Linked DNA regions of Homo sapiens: region 2 is linked to region 1. A link is a loop called in an ENCODE intact Hi-C map of the cell type or tissue named here. Cell type or tissue: mammary epithelial cell. All regions are shown on one strand. Each heading gives the region's core, and the rest is flanking DNA. Links, peaks and the distances in the headings are about the cores only. Region 1 overlaps GPR39 (G protein-coupled receptor 39). Region 2 overlaps LYPD1 (LY6/PLAUR domain containing 1).

What was found. Peaks named below come from ENCODE experiments on the same cell type or tissue, not always from the same donor. Only the 100,000 strongest peaks of a DNase experiment are listed, where the experiment ranks them.
Region 2: it touches region 1 in a loop (3-fold over the local background); 7 of 110 quality-filtered maps call a loop at or near these places.

The regions. Positions count from the first base shown.
Region 1 is chr2:132,543,670-132,551,669 of GRCh38, reverse strand. The region is part of intron 1 of GPR39 (G protein-coupled receptor 39); the gene reads right to left. Among named protein-coding and RNA genes, the nearest start is that of MIR9986, 110 kb to the right of the region's middle. In mammary epithelial cell, for the core only: a CTCF peak has its summit at 4,397 (motif pointing left); a DNase peak (open chromatin) is centred at 4,349.
Region 2 is chr2:132,650,978-132,662,232 of GRCh38, reverse strand. All of the region lies in intron 2 of LYPD1 (LY6/PLAUR domain containing 1), which reads left to right. Among named protein-coding and RNA genes, the nearest start is that of LYPD1, 14 kb to the left of the region's middle. In mammary epithelial cell, for the core only: no CTCF peak of the experiment used is centred there; a DNase peak (open chromatin) is centred at 7,062.

The DNA.
Region 1 (8,000 bases), core at 1-8,000:
TAAATGTCTGGCAATGGAATTGTTTTGTTATCCTCAGATAAGCCTTTGGTTGGGAAATAATCTTCCACTAAAGGTATAAAGAGATGACAGAATCAGACACCAAAAACCTTCCACTGCCCATCCTTGCATCAAGCTTGTACTCCAAACATATTACATACAAATGGGAATGTGGACAGTTTTAGGGTGATATGGAGCCCTCAGTTATTGCCCTCTTCTTCCTCAGCATTACAAGCTCCTGATTATGTGTCAAGCCCTGGGGGAAGGGTCATGACTAATCTAAGCCTATAAGGGACATCCTTTTTTCAACTTCTTTGCATCATGGCCAATTCTGGCTAGTGAGATCTAAACAGAAGACTTCTTGGACATATCTGGGAAAGTTTTTTTTTCCCCCAATAACACGGAAGATGCAGTTTGCTCCCCCTCTTTCTCTTTCCTCCTGCATCAAATGCAGACATGATGGCTGGCACTGTGGCAGTTGTCTTATGACTGAGGCAAAGGCTGAGATAATCAGACATCAACTCTAACATCGTTGAGCTGCTGAACCAAAGCCAAACTCTCCTACTTCCAGAATTCTTGTAGTGGAAAAATGAACTTATATTCTTTCAAACAGCTGTGGTCAGGTTTCTGCTCCTTGTAACCAAAAACTATATTACAACCAACAAACTTACTGCAACAGAAAATGCCATCAGTGCTCTTCCTCCACCTAAACCACAAGAAACTACTATAGTAGGTCTTCTAATACTTTAACAAAGCCCCCTTTCCAAAATTACACATGGTAAAAATCTATGGGAAATGTTAAAATTCACCAAAACAGCCCAGCTTAATCAGCATTATAAAAATAGTCTGGACAGAAATACAGCTAGGTATAATGGAATAATCACTAATGTATGAATCAGGAACAGCACATTCAAACTCTCGCTATGAGTAACATCACTTCTTTTTGCTGGACCTCATTTTATCACTTATAATATGAAGTTAGACTGGATAACTCCTGGGGTCCCCTTCAGATCTGACATTCTATGTAAACGATAAACTGAAATAAATTATTTTAAAAGCTCACGAAATTCTTCTGTAGCCTCCTAATTTGCTGGCTGCTTTCCAGCCACTACAGTTGACATTCTAAAGCCTTGGATAAGCTTGAAAGGACAAAGCCATATGCCTTTGCTCATAAATGTGCCCTGTCTTTTCAAAGTGCATTGGAACAAACACAGTGGCAGCTTCATACCATGGAAACCACAGATGCAACACAGAGTGCAAGTGTGTTTTCCAAGAGGCAAGTACCTCCGTTGTATCGCGCTGTTCCTTGTATCCAAAGACTCGGGCTTGCCATCCTCCAGAACTGCTGAGCCCTGGGGGGACTGATCCAACGCCTCCTTATATTCATCCTTTTCACGTTAGCTAGCATCTATTTTCTCTTTTTAAAATTAGCATGATCTTTTTGTGTTTCTGTCCTTGATCTTTCACTAAAGGGAAGCTAAACTATCTACAATAGATGGCTCTCTCAGTACTTAACTCTGTTATGCTATTTGCATATTCATTGTCCGGGCTGCAGTGTTTTATCATGCCATGATTTAGCTTGTTTTGTGCTATCTGGTGAATTCTGGGCCAGAAAATAGAGCTGAATAATTCGGTGGGCTTTCAGAATACTCTGTCTCCCTTTGGTCTCCCACCAACTCACACAGACTCATGCACATGCACCTAAGTCCTCCTTAAAAATGGAAAACGGATTATTTAATAGGTTGTTTATGAGCATCACAAAAAGACACACTGATCTCTTGGCATCAACATAGGTTAACAATAAAGAAGTCATGTTCTAGGCCATTCGTTATATGAGATTCTTAGGGAGTGTATCTTAGAAAGTCATCTGAAGCTCTTTTTTTTTTGAGACGGAGTCGTGCTCTGTCACCGGATTAGAATGCAGTGGCACAATCTCGGCTCACTGCAACCTCCGCCTCCTGGGTTCAAGCGATTCTCCTGCCTCAGCCTCCCGAGTAGCTGGGACTACAGGTGCGCACCACCACGTCTGGCTAATTTTTTGTATTTTTAGTAGAGTTGGGGTTTCACCATGTTAGCCAGGATGGTCTCAATCTCCTGACCTCGTGATACACCCGCCTCTGTCTCCCAAAGTGCTGGGATTACAGGCGTGAGCCACCGTGCCCGACCTCCTGAAGCTCTTAATTACAGAAATCACCCACAGTCAAAGTGAGAGGGTGAAGGTGGGGATTTCGTTTTGTTCCTTTTCAGTCGTGTTAAACAGTAATATGGACACTGGGACTCTGAAGGAAACCTGTATATGGTGAGCAAAGTTTGGAAGACCAATGCACAGCCTTAATCGACACAGTAGACCTCCCTCGAATGCCTACCATGTACAGGCTTGGGGTGTGGTATGCTCTGGGAACTGAAGGTGAATTAGCCTTTTCCCTGAATTCAAAGATATTACAGTCTGATAGTCTCACAAGTACACACCACAGACCTCTATGTGCTCATTTCTATGTGACAATCCAGGCTCCATTGAAAGGCAAGGCTCTGCTCCTGCCTATGAGAAGTTCCTAGTCAAGCCTAGGATATGAAGGTATGTTAGACACACCATTAAGGAGAGAAGAGAGGATATTAGCTGCTCTGAATTTATGAAGAAGGGAGCATTTAATTTGAGGGTAATAATATAAGAATACATATACACATACACACACACGTATCTGTGACAGTGAATCACAGGGGAACCTGGCCAATTCCAGGGGGTCAGAGACGGTTTCCCTAAGTAACATTTGTTGAACAATGTGAATGTATAGGCAGTCAGGAACTCTGAAAGATAACCCAGGCATAGAATTTAGACTGCATAATGATAAGAGTAGTGATAATAATAATGGCAAAAAGTTGCATTTCTTGGGGACTTATGTTTTACCAAATGCTGTACATAATTATTTGATCCCTACAACAAAACCTAGAAAGCAGATATTGCTTTCCCTATTTTGCAGTTGAGGAAACTGAGACTCAGAAATGTTGAGTAATACATGCAAGGGCATAGAGCTGGTAAATTGAGGAGCTGCCACGTGGCAAGAAGGGGCAAGAAATGAGAAAAATTACATTTGCTGGCTTAGCAGAGTTAAATTCCTTTCACTTGATTGTTTTCTAAATGGTGCACTTACAGATACATACTTATTCACTAAGTCTGTCCATTAGACATCTAATACAGGGTACCACATGGGCACAGGAAGATGGTCTAACTGCCAGCGTAGATGGACTTTTAGCTAAATTTACAGCCAATTAGTGCTGGGAGCAAATAGCATTTCTTCCTATGAAAAGTTGAGTTAGTTTCCCATCAAAATATTATTTAAGGGTAAGACCCCCAAGTGGAATGTTCCAGAAGACCTTTAGCAATAGTGCACTGTATGTTATTTAAACTAAAAACAATGCTGTGAAAAATTGCACTTCAGCACGAGCAGCACCAAATGGAATTGAATTGGGCAGCTGAAAAGGAGACATGATGATTGAAATATTTGCCAGACTATTACATCCTTGAAAGGTTTAAACAGTGAGGAGAAAGACAGGGAAGGGGAGGAGGATGATTTAGAGTAGTTCATTTAAGAACAACAGGACTAAATTAACCTTGGGAAGGGGCGTAAGCGGGGAGGGTGGCTGGGAGAAACATTATGCAAGATGCAAGAAGCTTCCTGAAGGAGAAGTGTGCTGGGCTGCAGAAATTTCCAGCCCAGTAAAGCAGGCAAAGCCATCTATCATAAAAGTCATTTACAAGCAAATTTGACAAATTACTGAGAAAATATATTATGGGCCACATTCCTAAACAGCCTTAGGAATGGACAAACTAGTAGGTCTTTTCTGTGCCTAATTCAGGAAAATCTGATACTTCTTTGAGACTTTTATCTTTATTTATATTTTTGGAGCCTCTTTTCCTCCACTTTAAAATGGATCAGCAAATAAGTTACCCAACTTGGTGTGTGGGTGTCCTATCAGTTACAGCTCTAGCAAAATTTCAACTCAGGGAGGGAGATAGATTGCATTACAATTTTAAAATGTCTATTAGCTGAACTATCTTATTAATAAAGCTGACTTCCTAATCCTAGTTTACTTATAATTTTCAGTCAGGCTGCAGAAATTCTAAATTACACAAAGCAGCCGAAAGATTAAAGAAAATTTCTAGAATTAAAAACCATCAGACCTAAACATTTATTTTCTCAGTATATTGAGAAAAATAAAAGGTGTGACTGTTGGGGAAATGGTGGGTGTGACAGTCCCAGCTTTGCCGGGCCTGGAAATTGTCTATAAACCTCCCCAGGCATCCTTACTGCTTTGCAATTTCTGAGATCTCGCCAAGCTCCTGATTCACAAGACCGGAATTAATGTACGTGCATTGCTGCCCCCTGCTGGATGTATGGAACCCATTTTTGTCTAGGGCCCAGGGAAATGCCATTTGCAAATTTCAATTACTTATCAATTCCTTTTCCTCCATCCCCCACCTGAAATATCACTCCCCTCAAAGGACTCTGTTAGGAGACCATTCCATCTGAGCTAATGGGCAAAACATTCCTTATAATGCAATTAGTGGGCTTCCTCATACAGTAACCCCATTGACCCTCTGTCGGTGCGGCTTGCTGGAGGCAACGGAAAATAGGAAACACAGCATCTTGCTCCTCCAAGGACCACTTTTTGAAAATACCCCCTTGAATTAACATTAATTCAGGCACGAGTGGTTTCTCTTCTCAGAGGATCTAGGGGCAGAGCCAAAATGTCAGCCAGCCCTTTCCTCCTTCCCTCCCCTTCATTTGATATTTGCATATGATGCCTCTTTTTTTTTTTTTTTTTTTTTTTTTTGCTGTGGAGCTACTGCATCCTGGAGAACAACAGCTCTCAAATGCCACCACAGATGGAGGCTCTCTCTGCCCAAGCCACAGAGGCCCCGGAACTGTCAAGGAATCCCCAGGGTGCCAACGTCCACTGAGAGCTGACTGGGCTGGACCGAGTTTTCTATTTTATAGGCAGACTCCTAGAATGTGGCATAATCAGAAAGAGGGGAGGGAAGGGAGAAAGTAATTTTGGTTGGAATGACCACATCTTCACTCTGCTGGTGATAGGAATACTGGGTAGACAAGCCCCAGGCCCCTTCTCTTAGGCAACTTACAATTCATTAGTCAGTTCTTAATATCTTGTCCATATCAGCTAGGCTGGACTACAACTTACGGTCTCAGGATTAGTCTTAACCCAACCCCTTCCAGCAACCTTGCCCACATATTTCTTTCTCAGAGTTCCTCTGCCTATCCCCCGATCTGTCCAGTTCTTGTCCCTACTATAGCCAGGCTCCCCTCTTGCTGTGCCCTGTGGGGCCTCTTGTTATAAACCAGTGGTTCTTAAAATTCACTGGGGGCTTGTTAGAAATGCAAATTCTTGGGCCCCAGCCCACTCCTACTGACTTACAACTCTAGAGTGGGGACCCGTAATCTGTGTTGAACAAGCCCTGGGAGTGATTCTGAGGCACACTCAAGTTTGAGAACTGTTGTTATAAATGAATCCCATTTTTCTCCACTCACCAACTCTTAACCAAAATTGTCTCTTGGCTAAGTCTCATTAATGCTGATGGAAAAATACATTAAGAAGCCTGATAAACTATTCTTCATGCCAGTTATGGATGCTGATGGCCTATTCATCCTCAGAGGTCTAGACTGAATGTGAAACCTCTTGGGTAAACTTCGCTTCGTCTGCTAGCCTCTGACCAGGACAACTCAATCATGTCCTCTCTCCTATGTGGGTCCTCCACACTAGTTGACAGCAGTGATCAGACTCTTATTGTCTCTTGTTACGCAAACTTAGTCTTGGACCAGTTTATCTGCATCACCTGGGAGCTTGTTAGAAATGCAGAATCCCAGGCCTGCCCCCAGACTGACTGATCTGATTCTGCCTTTTAGCAAGATCTCCAGTTGATTCTTTGGTGCATTGAAAGTGGAGAAGAATTGTCATCATCAGGTGCTTTAACACACACACACACACACACACACACACACGCCCATCACACATCGTGGATTATAAGATGGTTTTAAGACAATCTGACTGTTATTCAACTCTGGGTCTTCAGCATCTGGATCTGGAACAGGGACAGATATAGCCACTCTTAGCATTAGTAAGTGTTTGGTGAGTGAATGTAGGATTTATTTTTTAACTAGAACATCTGAAGACTAGAATGACTAAATCCAGGAATAAAACTCTACTAGTGTGTTCAAGCACCATGGTGCACAATAGAACATGAGAGAGTTTATGGATGGGGACCCTGAAATCACATCACCTTCCCAATTACAAATGATGTCTGCTCAATGTTTATAAAGCAGCTGCCTCACATGGACTGCCTGGCTAATTTCTCACCCTCTCTGGAAAGTGAGTGAAGATCTGTCCCTTTAACAAGTGACTCTGAGGTAGAACCTAGAGCAGTCCAAAGTTAGGGAGTCACAGAATATCACTCCTGGAGACCAGGCCCTGCCATGGCACAGAGGAGGGTGATAGTGGCAGGAGGCAGACAAATGCCTAGGCAGATAGGGGTGGGTCCCCACTGAAACCCAACTTTCAAGCCAAAGACAGTTTAAAACCTGAAAGCCAAGCTACAAGTCTCGGATAAATCCACAGACCTGATTAAGAACCTCTTTTCCCCTTGGGTGTACTTTCCGCTGATTGTTCCCCACGCTTCACCTATTTTACATATATCTACCATTCCCTAATTGGTTTTTTACACTGTCATGCCCACCTTTGAGTGGTGCCTTTGTTTTAGCCTCTTTCACATACTCACAAACCAATCAGCATGCACTTCCCATTCTGAGCCCATAAAAGCCCTGGACCCAGCCACACGGGGAGACAGACCACCCAACTTCAGGTGGTCTGTCCTCTGCCCTTCTCACCCTTTGGATTGTCAGTATAACCTCATTCTTCTTGGACATGAGACAAGAACTCAGGGACCACTGAACACAGATACAAGCTGTAATGCTGGCGGACTGGTGCACACCCAGCCCAACTGCAGGATGAGTGCAGATCCCATGGTAAGTGTGGGAGCTGGGCTGGTGTGCAAGCCAGGCATGGCCCAGCAGGCCAAGTGGGTGGAGTACCTCCTGCAGCAAGCCTGGGGCAGAGTGAGGCCTGGGCAGGGGCATGGACATCTGGGGGTCTCCAGCTGGCAAAGTGGCTGAGAAAAATCCTGCATCAAGGGGGCAAGCATGTGGAGAGCTGAGATGACCACCACATCCCCCAATCCAGCTGGCCTGGGCTGATTGATCAGGGACTAGAACCCAGACTTTGGACCACACCACATTTGAAGTACTAGTTTGTCTCAAGATGGCCTGCCTGGCCTCCTAAGCATGGAGATAAAGAAAAACCTTGAGTCCCTTCAAGGCAAATTCCAAGCACCTAGGTAGCCTTGAAAAGCAAACAAGCAACCTGATAAGCAGGAAGATAGTAACAACAGTCTCCCAGGCAAGCCAGAGTCACAAGGTGTTTTGCTTCCCTATAGAAACTAAAAGATGACATCTTAACATATGTTCTCAAGTTGTGAGTTGTTTTTAGAAATCCCCACAAGATGGAAAGTGCTGACCACTATCACTTAATGCTCAGATAAGGGGAAACTGACGACTGAACTCTGGCTGCCATTCTCTGTTCTAAATTTCTTCCTGAGGGGTCTGGAGAAAGTCATGCCATGGGCCAAAACAATGTATAACCTCTGTGTAATTGGTTTATAATTTTGTCTGCAATTTCTGCTTTCCTGAAATGTACCCCTGCCTTGAAAAGCCCTTGCTTGCATGCCACTGGGGAGTTCAGGTGTGAAACATTAGCTGCCTATTCTCCTCCCTTGGTGCCCTGCAATAAATGCTCTTTTCTCCTGCTGCAAATCTTAGTGTCAGTGTCTGGCTTTACTGAGCTGGGTGAGGAGACCCCAGTTCAGTTCAGTAACAAAGATCCATTACAAATTCCTCTTCCCCACTTTCTAACCCCCATCATTCCTGTGTTTATGA
Region 2 (11,255 bases), core at 3,256-11,255, 110 kb before region 1:
CACCAGGAGTTGCCCCATTCACTATCCATACCTGCTTCTGAAGGGTGGCCCAGATATTATAGTACAAGTTAGTTTGTACACTGTTTCTATATTTCTCAGAATGAGGGAGTCCTTGAATTCAGCCTTTAGTTCCTAACAGTAGTATCCTCATAGTTAATTTAGAAGGTTCACAAAGAGATAATATCCCCACTTGATAGTTGGTGAATCTAAGACACAGAAAAGTCAAGATCACACAGCCAGTGGGACAGGAATTCAAGTACCTTTCACTTCTCCAGGTTTTTTTTTTTTTTTCCGCTGTGGTGCCATTTTCTATGTTTTCCCGCTTTTTTTGTATTTTTAACAACAATTTTATTGAAATATAATTCACCCTTTAAAGTATGCAATTATGTGGTTTTTCGTTTATTCATAGAGAAGTGTAACTATCACCACCAGTTCAAGAACATTTCATCACCCCAAAAGAAACTTTATTTTATTAGCAGTCACCCCTCATTTTCCCCTTTTCCCAGCCCCTGGGAACCACTAATCTGCTTTCTGCTTCTATGGATTTGCCTATGCTGGACATTTCCTGTAAGTGAAATCTCATACTGTGTGGCCTTTTGTGGCTGGCTGCTTTTGCTTAGGATCATGTTTTATGGCTCATCCATACCACTTCCACTTTTGTTTTGTTTTGTTTTTTATTCCATAGGTAGATGTGTCCTTCCTCTTGCTGGGGCAGATATCTAAAAAGAAAGCTCAGGTTTAGCAGATCCCTACCTTATGGAATGGGATAGAATGAGAATGGAATGGGATGCAGCATGGCTGTGAATCTTAGAACTCCACTGGCCAATTAGCCAATTTGCTGAATTAAAGTAACAACATGTGCCAAGAGCAAGCCATTCCAGTGAGTTTTCGGCAAAGGAATTGGTGTTCATCAAACATCTGCTTGGTGCCATGTACTGGACTGTCCATTCTTGCCCATCTATTATATAATTCATCTGTTTTCCCTTGAGATCTTGAATTAGTTTCTTTTAAACACAGGAATCCTCAGGCACATGGATGGGCTATTCCTGAGGCCCCTGTTGGTGGTCCCAGATGCCCAGCTCCACATCTGGCCTCACTCTTAGGCCACCGTCCTCAAGAATCCCACACCTCTAAGGCTAGAAGAGACCCTATTCTCTCTGGTCCACACTTTCACTTTACAGAGGAGTACACTGTGGTGCAGAAGGGAGTTTTCTTTCCTGGGGGGCTTAAGCATCTTGATAAGTCCATTTCTCTCTCTTCCCTTGAGAAAGCTTGAGGATAAAGCAGGTTGAGAGAGGTTGTGGAGAAAGGTTTTGGTTAAAGAGATCAGATGCTGGCATGATTTGGTCGTCTACAATGAATACCATGTCCATGCACAAGCCTAGCTTTTGTCCCCCAAACCAAATCATTTGATTACAGCCTTTGTATAGGCAGAACTCCTTACTCATTTAACCATGAGACATATCTTTTCTTCTCTGTTAATTTTTTCTAGAAGACTAAGCTGGATTCTCCCTTGCTTTGTAGTTTTCATGGTGGTAGAAGTGACTATATTTCAGGGAGCTGGAGCAAAGTTGCTGGTAGAAGACAATGTGTTTCCTACCCTGGGAACACCAAAAGAGGCCATACCTGTAATGGAGGATTTTCAATCATACCTGGAATGAATCAGCCAGCAAATGAAAGAACTATGAGATGTGCCATTAATTCTTTCTAGAATTTGACTTGTGGCTACATCGTGATTCTGAAACTCTTTTCACAGGCCAGAGCTGTAGGGCATGTTCTCTTATTAGTAAATTGCTTCCAGTCTTCTGATTGCTTCCAACACTACAAAGCAAAGCAGGAGATGGACTGAATTAAGTGTTTTAGATAAGGTGAAACCATAGAGAGTTCGTAATAAATTGCTTCTTTAGAGGATGTGTTTAAATAGAATAGAGCAGCGATGGCTCAAGCTATTGATTTCAAGGGGTTTATGACTTTGCAAACCATGAGCAGGATCAGATGCAAAAGTGATAAAGTTGTATTATTTTAAGGAAGTTGTGATACGCGGTCCAGTGCATTTCATTTCTCACTGGACATGGACAATAGCTTTTTATGTTTTTCTATTTCTTGGACTTCTTTGTGAGCACAGTGGAATGACTGGAGACAGTGCTAGAGGCGGGCCGCGCCAGGCACGCGGCTCTCAGCCTGCAGTGGTCCATGCATACTGCACACGGGTTGAATATGAATGTGCAGAGCAGTTTGCAATGCCCTCCACGGAGGCATCTTCAAAGAGCATCAGCAGAAGCAGGTGTATTAAGTGATGCTGGGCAAGGGGGTTTATGCACTGTTCTATTACTTATGCAAAATGTAGCAAACCACTTGGGTCTCCAGTAACTTCAAAGAACCTATTCAGAAATAGCTAGAGCCTAGCGGGTTGACTAGTCTGCCACCCAGTGAAGACATCCAAAGTGGGAGTGCAAAGGGGTCCCAGCTCCAAAGCCAGCTCAAGATTCTCTCAAGAGTGTCTGTGCCTTCAAAGGGAAAGGCAGCCAATAGGCCGGAGCCACACCTGGAGGCTGATGAGTTAACATTCTCTGAGAGGAAGGACAACTTTCCACCCAGCCTGTCACTGACTGCTGCAAGGGAAAGAGGGATAAAGCAAGTCAGGAGACATTCTGCATAAGAGTGAGTTAAGATCCAGAAACAATTTCATCTTTGTTCAGTGTTCTCCAGCCAGCAGCTCAGTTTGCCTGGCATCACATCCTCTCAGTATTTTAGAGTGCATTTTCCTAATCAAATTGAACTACAGCTTCATTCACGGCTTTCATTTCTATGTACAAGATCCTGAAAGGATGCTGTTGGCTCTCTCTCACGCACACTCTCTCATGCTCTCTCTCTCTTTCTCTCTCTACCTCACCTTCCCTCTGTCTTACACAGACACACACACTCACTGGTATGGAGACACGCAATAACTATTTGCTGACTGCGTATATTGAAGAAACCAAGTTTCAAGCTAAAACAGATTTATCACCATTTCAAAATATTATAGCAGAAATGAAGGAGCTTAAATGTTTAGCATAAGAAGAAAAATAGAATAAAGACAAGTTGAATATACCTTTTACTTTTTAGTTAAACTAGAAATAGCTGACTAATGCCTGTTAGTGATAGTTGTAATTTAAGGAACCACTCTGAAATGTAATCCACCCCTGGTTTTATAGTTCTTTTTGTCAGCTTGCTTTTAAGGCTGACCTGGCTTTGCTTTGAATAGGAGTGTTTTCAAGAAACACACACACACACACACACCTCTACAACACCAGCTTATATGGTGGTTGAGGAAGCTGGGGTCCAGGTTACCACTGGCCAGTCCTCAGCTGGAACTCTGCTACCTTGGAATTCAGCCTTGGTCATCAGCTCTCCCTTGGGAAGAAGGAAAATCCCCCCACATGGTTTTATGCCCCCTGGTCCTCACCCACACAGAAGATGCAAGTTACAAATACAGGTATGTTCCACAAGACACAGGCAGTTAGACTTTCAGCTGAGGGATATACTTCTAAACCATTCAGTTTGGGCAAATTAAACCACAAAGGGAAGCAAACAAACTTCGTTTTTACTCTCCTGCTGTCTGCTTTGCCCTTACACTCTTTCACTGAGCTCTAAGAATTCAACTAATTGCTTGTATTCTTGCCCCCTTTGTTGAATATCATTAATATCACTGTCATGATATTGACAAAACCTGGCATCATCCTCAGGTGGAAGGCCAAGGCAGCTATGGCTGCAACAGCTCCTAGGCATCAAGCAGCATTTTCCATCCCTTCATTAGTCTCTGGGGCAACACTTCCTAACAGAATTTACCAGCCATTACTGCTGCCCCCGTCCTTTCTGTTCTTGCCTCCACCCTAGACCTTGCTTCCTGTATCACATAAGAATGTTTTTGGCTGCAAGTAGCAGGGACATAAACCATAAAGGCATTTCTTGTTTATGTAACAAGATAGTCTACATAGGTGATCTTGGGGTTGCTCCTACAGCCCAGTGATGTCATCAAAAACTCAAAATTTCTCCATTTTTCTTCTTACTTCCCTAAGCATGTTGGCTTTTTGTCCTCAGGTTTCTTGCCTCTTGATCACAAGATGATCACTGTATTCAGGTTCAAGGGAAGGGATGGCACCAAAGAGCTTGTGTCTTAAGCTTTGCCTTTTAATGAGAACGCAAAAGAGTTTCCAAAGTCCCCCCAGAAATTCTCTTTACATTTCATGGGTCAGATCACTGTCTCATGGCCGCTAGTAGCTGTAAGGGTAGTGACTGAGTGGCCAACTGTGATTGTCTGCCAGATCAGCTTTTGAGAAGTCCATGCACAAGATTAGAAAAATTCAACAAAGTACCTCCAGGGACCCCTGGAAAAAGGACAGGGATAATTTTTCTTTCCCGAAAATCACCATTATTTTACCTCAATTGAACGCTGAAATGTATAGTCAAAGGACCTTCATCCTGGATCACTGTCACCCTTTGGAAGAAAAGAAACACATATACCAACAAATGTCCTGAACTTTAACACAAGATGTACATGCCATTCTAGAATTCTAGTTCATTGAATGCTGAGATACAAAAGTATAACTAAATTTTAGTGTGAGGACATCATGTTCATGGTGACAAATATAAGGGTGCTTTGGGTTAAGTGCTTAGATGTTCTCAGTTCATTCCATCTGGAAGTCGTTATGCCACCAAGGACTCTCTCTTCCCTACATTTGGGTGAATTTGTATGCAAGAAACTGATTAAGAATCTTTGGGCCCCACTGTGTTAATCTTACCATTTGAGAACAATAATCAGAAGGACATCAAGGTTAGAAATGCAACAGCACAGCTTCATAAATCATTGAGGGGGCACTGTTAATACTGAGATAATAAGTCATAAATATCTGTTCCCTCAATCCCCCATGGCAAACTGGAGAACAAAGACACCAGCTAAGGGAAAGCAAGTGACTGCGCAGAAACCTTCCTCCCTCAGAAAGTTATAAATGAGCAAAGAAATCCAAGTCTAATGCAAGACTAGAGTAAAACCAACAATTGGCATCATACATTATGGGTTGGTTGTTTGCTTGCTATAATTAAGTTGACATCAGTGGTTAACAGCCTTGAAAATTAAACTCACCAAAAATCTTTGAAAAGGGTAATCAAAGTCCTCTGAATAATGAACTTAACGCATCCCTGTTACAAGGAAAACAAATGTGTTCTTGGGTTATCTTGTTTCATGTCTATTTCATTGTGGATGTGGCTGTTGTTTTCAGAAACACATTTATTTTTACCCTTAGGGATCATTGCAGCCCCTTAATATTATTCTCAATTTTCAGTTCTACCAGCTAGGCCAAGATGGGCTCAACATCAGTATGGATATGCAGTGTGGAACTTGGCACTTCCTTTCTTTTTCCCTTTTTAAAATGAGTTGTTAGCATTCTTGTTGGGTTCCTGTGGCCATCTGCAACTCAAATGGAGGGGGCTTTTTTGGCCTTTAAAATATTCACATTCATGGCAAAGCAAAAGTACTTAAGAGCCAGAGCACAAAATTCTCCAGAAAAGAACTACTTTCTTGATCTTCTCTCTTTATTCCTGATAAACGGTGCCCATCGTGGCGGCAATGAGGCAAATGTATAGAGAAGCCTCTACTTTCCAAGTCATTTTCATTAGAATGCAGAGAATGTCAAAATTCCTCACACAGTGTTCTTTCAGACAAAAAAAATACTTGGATGCAGATCGAAGATCTTTTTTCTTGCAGTTTCTTTGAGCTCAGTGAAAATGCTTGTAGTTCATTCCAATTACCCGTTCCCCAAGCATTTTTCTTTGAGGAACTGTTCCTAGTCCTGCATAGAATATTTATTGTGATGTAATCGTAACTATGGTGTAGTGTGTGTTAGTTATTTTTCCAGTAGGGAAGTCTCACTCCCAAACAGGCATTCACACAAGCAGCAGTTTGCTGGAAAAGTTCGTCTTTAAAGCTACATTGCATAACATGGGTAAAAAGTAATGGACTATTAAAGGCTCTGTTTAGAAATTTCTGTCTTTGTACAGCAAAAAAGAGCAGAGGCAAAGGAAACTATTGGAAAAGATAGATGCATAATGGTCCACAGAAAAGAACTCAGTCTCCATGCCTCTGTTTTTACGACCACTGGGGCAGAGGTTAAAGTGAAAAAACTGGAAAAATAATTTATTTTAAAAGCATACTTGTAGCACGTCGTTTGTAATAGAATTGTAGCTTCAAACTCTCTGAGATTGCCGAAAGTTGTATGTACATCTGTAGGGGAGTGGAGGGGGGTGACAGATCTTCTTTTGGTCTCAATACAACAAAGAGGCTCAATACTTCTAGCAGAAAAAAATGTTAAATGATGACCATTTATGATCCTCAAGGTCCAGGGGCTATTTGTAGGAGAAGATTAGTTTAGAAAATGCTTCTTGGCCAGGTGCGGTGGCTCACGCCTGTAATCCCAGCACTTTGGGAGGCTGAGGTGGGCGGATCACGAGGTCAGGAGATCGAGACCATCCTGGCTAACACGATGAAACCCCATCTCTACTAAAAACACAAAAAATTAGCCAGGCATGGTGGCAGGCACCTGTAGTCCCAGCTACTTGGGAGGCTGAGGCAGGAGAATGGCGTGAACCCAGGAGGCGGAGGTTGCAGTGAGCCCAGATGGCGCCACTGCACTCCAGCCTGGGCGACAGAGCGAGACTCCATCTCAAAAAAAAAAAAAAAAAATGCTTCTCAACCCCCAAGAGAATCATGGCTTTAGAATTAAGTTCTAGGACACTGTGCAAACTGGGACAAATGGCACCTACTGGGGTCTAATGAGTGTCCAATGGTTATCAACCTTCTTTCTCACCCAGATTCTAAGGAAATTAAGAAATAAAACAAGGAACGAGGCAGATGAGGCCTGAAATATCACCATTGCTACTGAGAAAGTCTAAGTTGGAGGGAATTACTTGGGGATGGGGGTCAAATGAGCTTTCAAATTGGCATCTCCAAACCGGCTGGTTGACCCAGTCATAGACAAGACCAGATATGGGAAGTTTCTTGCCCTGAGAAGCAGGGCAGAATACCTGTTTGCTATGAGTCACTCAATTTCAAGAAGGAACAGGAAAGGGATAAGCAGCGTGTGCCCAGTCTGTTCTTTCCAAATTTACCAATCAGACACATCACTCCACCTCTCTTAGGGCAGAGAGAATTAAAAAGGGAGAGAGAGGCCGGGCTCCGTGGCTCATGCTTGTAATCCCAGCACTTTGGGATCACGAGGTCAGGAGATCGAGACCATCGTGGCTAACATGGTGAAACCCCGTCTCTACTAAAAATACAAAAAATTAACCGGGCATGGTGGCAGGCGCCTGTAGTCCCAGCTACTTGGGAGGCTGAGGCAGGAAAATCACTTGAACCTGGTAGGTGTAGGTTGCAGTGAGCCGAGATTGCGCCACTGCACTCCAGCCTGGGTGACAAAGCGAGGCTCCATCAAATAAATAAATAAATAAATAAATAAATGGGAAAGAGGCCAGGAGTCACACTAATTGACTCCTTGTTTCCTTTTACATGGATGGATGTTGAGACTGAAGAAAAAACATTCCTTCAGTAATGTTCTCTTCCCATCACAATGAAAACCAGTCATTTCAGGAGCCTCCAAGCCCTTTGAGGCAAGAGTTAAGCAGTTAATAGCACAGATGGTTGGGGCTATATCTGTCACCTACACACAGACTATGCACTCACCCTATTACTCAGCATGAGAGTGGTCAAGCGTATTTCACTGCATTTGTTGGGGGTACGTGTAGCACAGAAAGAACATGGAGATTTTTCCCACATTCGTACCAATTTTTTTTTTTTTTTTTGAGACAGGGTCTCACTCTGTCACGAGGCTGGAGTGCAGTGGAACAATTTCAGCACACTGCAACCTCTGCCTCCCAGGCTCAAATGATCATCCCACCTAAGCCTCCGGAGTAGCTGGGACCACAGGCAAGCGCCACCATGCCCAGCTGATACCAATGTCTTTTAAAAAATGTTGTATGTGGAAATAAATTGAGACTTATAGAAAAGCTGCAAAAATAGTGCAGTTTCTATATATCCTTCCCCCATCTTTGGCTAGTGTTAACAATCTACATAACCGCAGTACGATGATCAAGGCTAGGAAATTAACATTGGCACAGTACTGTTAATGAAACCATGCTTTGTTTTGAGATTCCCACAGTTTTGCCTTTTTCTGTTCCAAGATCCTATCCAGGATCCCACGTTGCATTTCATTGTCATGTCTCCTTCTCCTCTAACCTCTGACAATGCATCATTCTTTCCATGTCTTTTGTGATGTTGACACTTTTGAAGAGGACTGGTCCAGATTTTTGTACACTGTCCCTCAGTTTGGGATTGTCTGCTGTTTTCTCATGAACAGATAGAGGTTTTGCATTTTTGACAAGAATCCTCAGAAGAGATGCACCCTTCTCAGTGCACTGTAGCAAGGGGCGCATGCTGTCAATGTCTTACTGGTGATGTTAACTTTGATCGCTTTTGATTCAGATAGTATCTGCTGGGTTTTTCCACTGTAAAGTTACTATTTTTTCCATTGTAATTAATAAATAACTTGAGGGAGATACTTTGAAACTATATAAATACACTGTTTCTCCTCCAACTTTGGCCAATAATTTCAGTGTCTTTTGGTGGATCTCTCCCACATCAGTTGTTACCATGGTGTTCTAATCTTAATTTCTATTTCCCTCATTCCTTCTGCATTTATTAACTGGAATCCTTCTGTAAGAAAAACTTGTCTCTTCTGCACATACTTATTTACTCATTTATCTATGTCAGCATGAACTCATGGGTATTTACCTGATTGGATGGGGTTATAATCCAATACTATCATTATTTATTTTGTTGCTCAAATTGCTCCAGCTCTGTCCATTGGGAAGTTGGAAAGTCCAACCAAAACTCCAGCTTTGTCCACTGGGTCATTGGTCCAGAAAGGCAAACTGAGGCTTACAGAAGTGAAGTGTATTATCCAAGGAAGTGGCTCAGGGAGAATTCCAGTCTAGGTCTGTTAGACTCCAGGGTTCATGTTCTTTCCTCAGGGTAAGGAATTATTTCAGAATTAGAATGAAATATGGACATGAGCTTCTTTAGTTTCCTCCATCCCATTAAGTACATGAGGATCTACTTAATGATAAGGCCATTAAAGGAGAGGATCATGGCTTCTGGAAACTCCAGAGCTTGGTGAAAGAAGTTAATATTCTGATTTCTTGGGTCCCAGGGAATAGGTACAATGGCTGCAGTGGAATGAACTGCCTGGGAAGTAACCTCAGTATTTTGTTTATCCTTTCCTTCATTCCTTGGCATGCCCATCATTCACATCCAAATAAATAAGGCAGATTAATACAAATGACTTCCTCAGGGAGAACAATTTGTGGTATTTTTAAAGCAAGCACGCATAGCCACCCATCTCAATCCAAGAGCCCCCAGGAGGCCATTACCCCTCTAAAGACTTAAAGAGGATTAAAGTTTTAAACGCTGGGTGGCTTGATTAATTTGGTGATAGTGGGTGGTGTGTTCCATGGGCACACTCCTGGTCTGCGGATTAGAGCCGTGAGAAATGACTTGGTCTTGGCAGGACACATCTCTGTGCCTCTGCAGGGTAGGGCGGCTGGGAGCTGGTCCAAGCTGGGATTATCCGAGCCACGTTTGATGGACAGCCCTTCATCTACCAGTTGAGCCTTCTAGCTCTGGGTCTGCATCTGCGTTAACTAAGATCAGAGCCTCTCACAGTTCTGCCTTTGTCAACCAAGGCCTGGAGGTGAATTGTAGCTTTATGTAAACTCTGTTACCCAGGTGACACCAATGTAGGAATAAAATCCTACTCAAAACCAGTCAGAAAAGCACTTCCAGACCCCCTTCAAATAACCCCCTTTCCTTCTGTCGTCTTTTCCTTTTCCTCCCTTCATTTATTCATTCATTCCTTTGGTAAATACTTGTGTCGTTATGTGCCAGGCACTGTTCTGATTGCTGGAGCTTACGTTCTATTAATAAAGACACACTAGTAAAATCTGTAGTGTATTAGAAGCGATTAAGAGAAAAATCATGCAGGGATGAAGGGAAGGAAGCATCTCTCAGTTCTTTGGGGAAGTCTCCAAACGATGTCCCCCCTCTGTTCTTGGTCATGACCTTCTCCTACCCTAACCCGGCAGTGGTGGTTTCTGAGGCCAGCCATGAGGTTTCAGGGAAACCAGGCCCATGTCCAGCTAGAACCCAGCCATTCCTTCCTGCCCATGTTGCTGCTGCAGTTGTGCCGAACCGTGGTGTTCTTTGCCAAACCTGTCTCATGTTTCAGAGATGCCTCATCGTGTTGTGGACCCGTCAAACTACCACCCAAGGGACCACACTGGTGCATTGCCTCTGGACCTCTTGCCATGATATGACTTAGAGATGGCAACTCACGCACTTACATGTGTGCACACACATCCCCCTGCAGACACACCACTGGAGCACGTATTATATTGCTTTGTGGTTTCTTTCTTACATAAATGGTATGCTTAACTATCATTCTGGAACTGTCATTGAGAACCTTCCAGATCAGAATAGAGCTCTGTACTTTAACTGCTGCTTAATATGTATAGTATAAATGTACCTTTCCCCTATTAAGGATGTGAAAGTGTGTTTTGTTTTGAAGGTACATGGTGAGGAATGGGACTGTTTTATTTGTTGCATTTTGAATTATAGATCCTTCTGACTGCCCTTATGCCAGTCTCTGCTCCCACCAGCAGTCCATGACAAGGCCCTTGTTTTCCTCACAGCTCCTCCTCCCTCAGGCCCAGACCTGAGCTTATGGGGTCCTGGTTAAAGGAAAAGCAGAGAGAACCACAGGCACAAATACCCCTGCCCCGTGACCCTGAGACTTGAGCTTCGGGGCAGCTCCTGGTGGCTCTTTTCTTGAGAGTGGTCATTCCCTAGAGCCCTCTGGTGGACATAGCTAGGAAGAACCTTGTACTACACAGAGAAAGAAGCCATTTGAGGATGGTTGACTGCGGGTGTTTATTTACGTCATTTTAAAAATCATTCTTCTCGTGGTTCTGATTTTAAATGGTAAGAAAGGGTCAAAAGTCTTTTTCCCACTCCTATCCTGTGGCCGCCTAGAATCTCACGCCAGAGACAACCAATATTATCTCTTTTTTGTGTATTTTTCCATACATTTTTATGCATATGCATGTAAAATGTGTTTAATTTTTATTTTCCCCAATGGATGCATGTTATAGCATGGCAGGCAGTGTAGTAT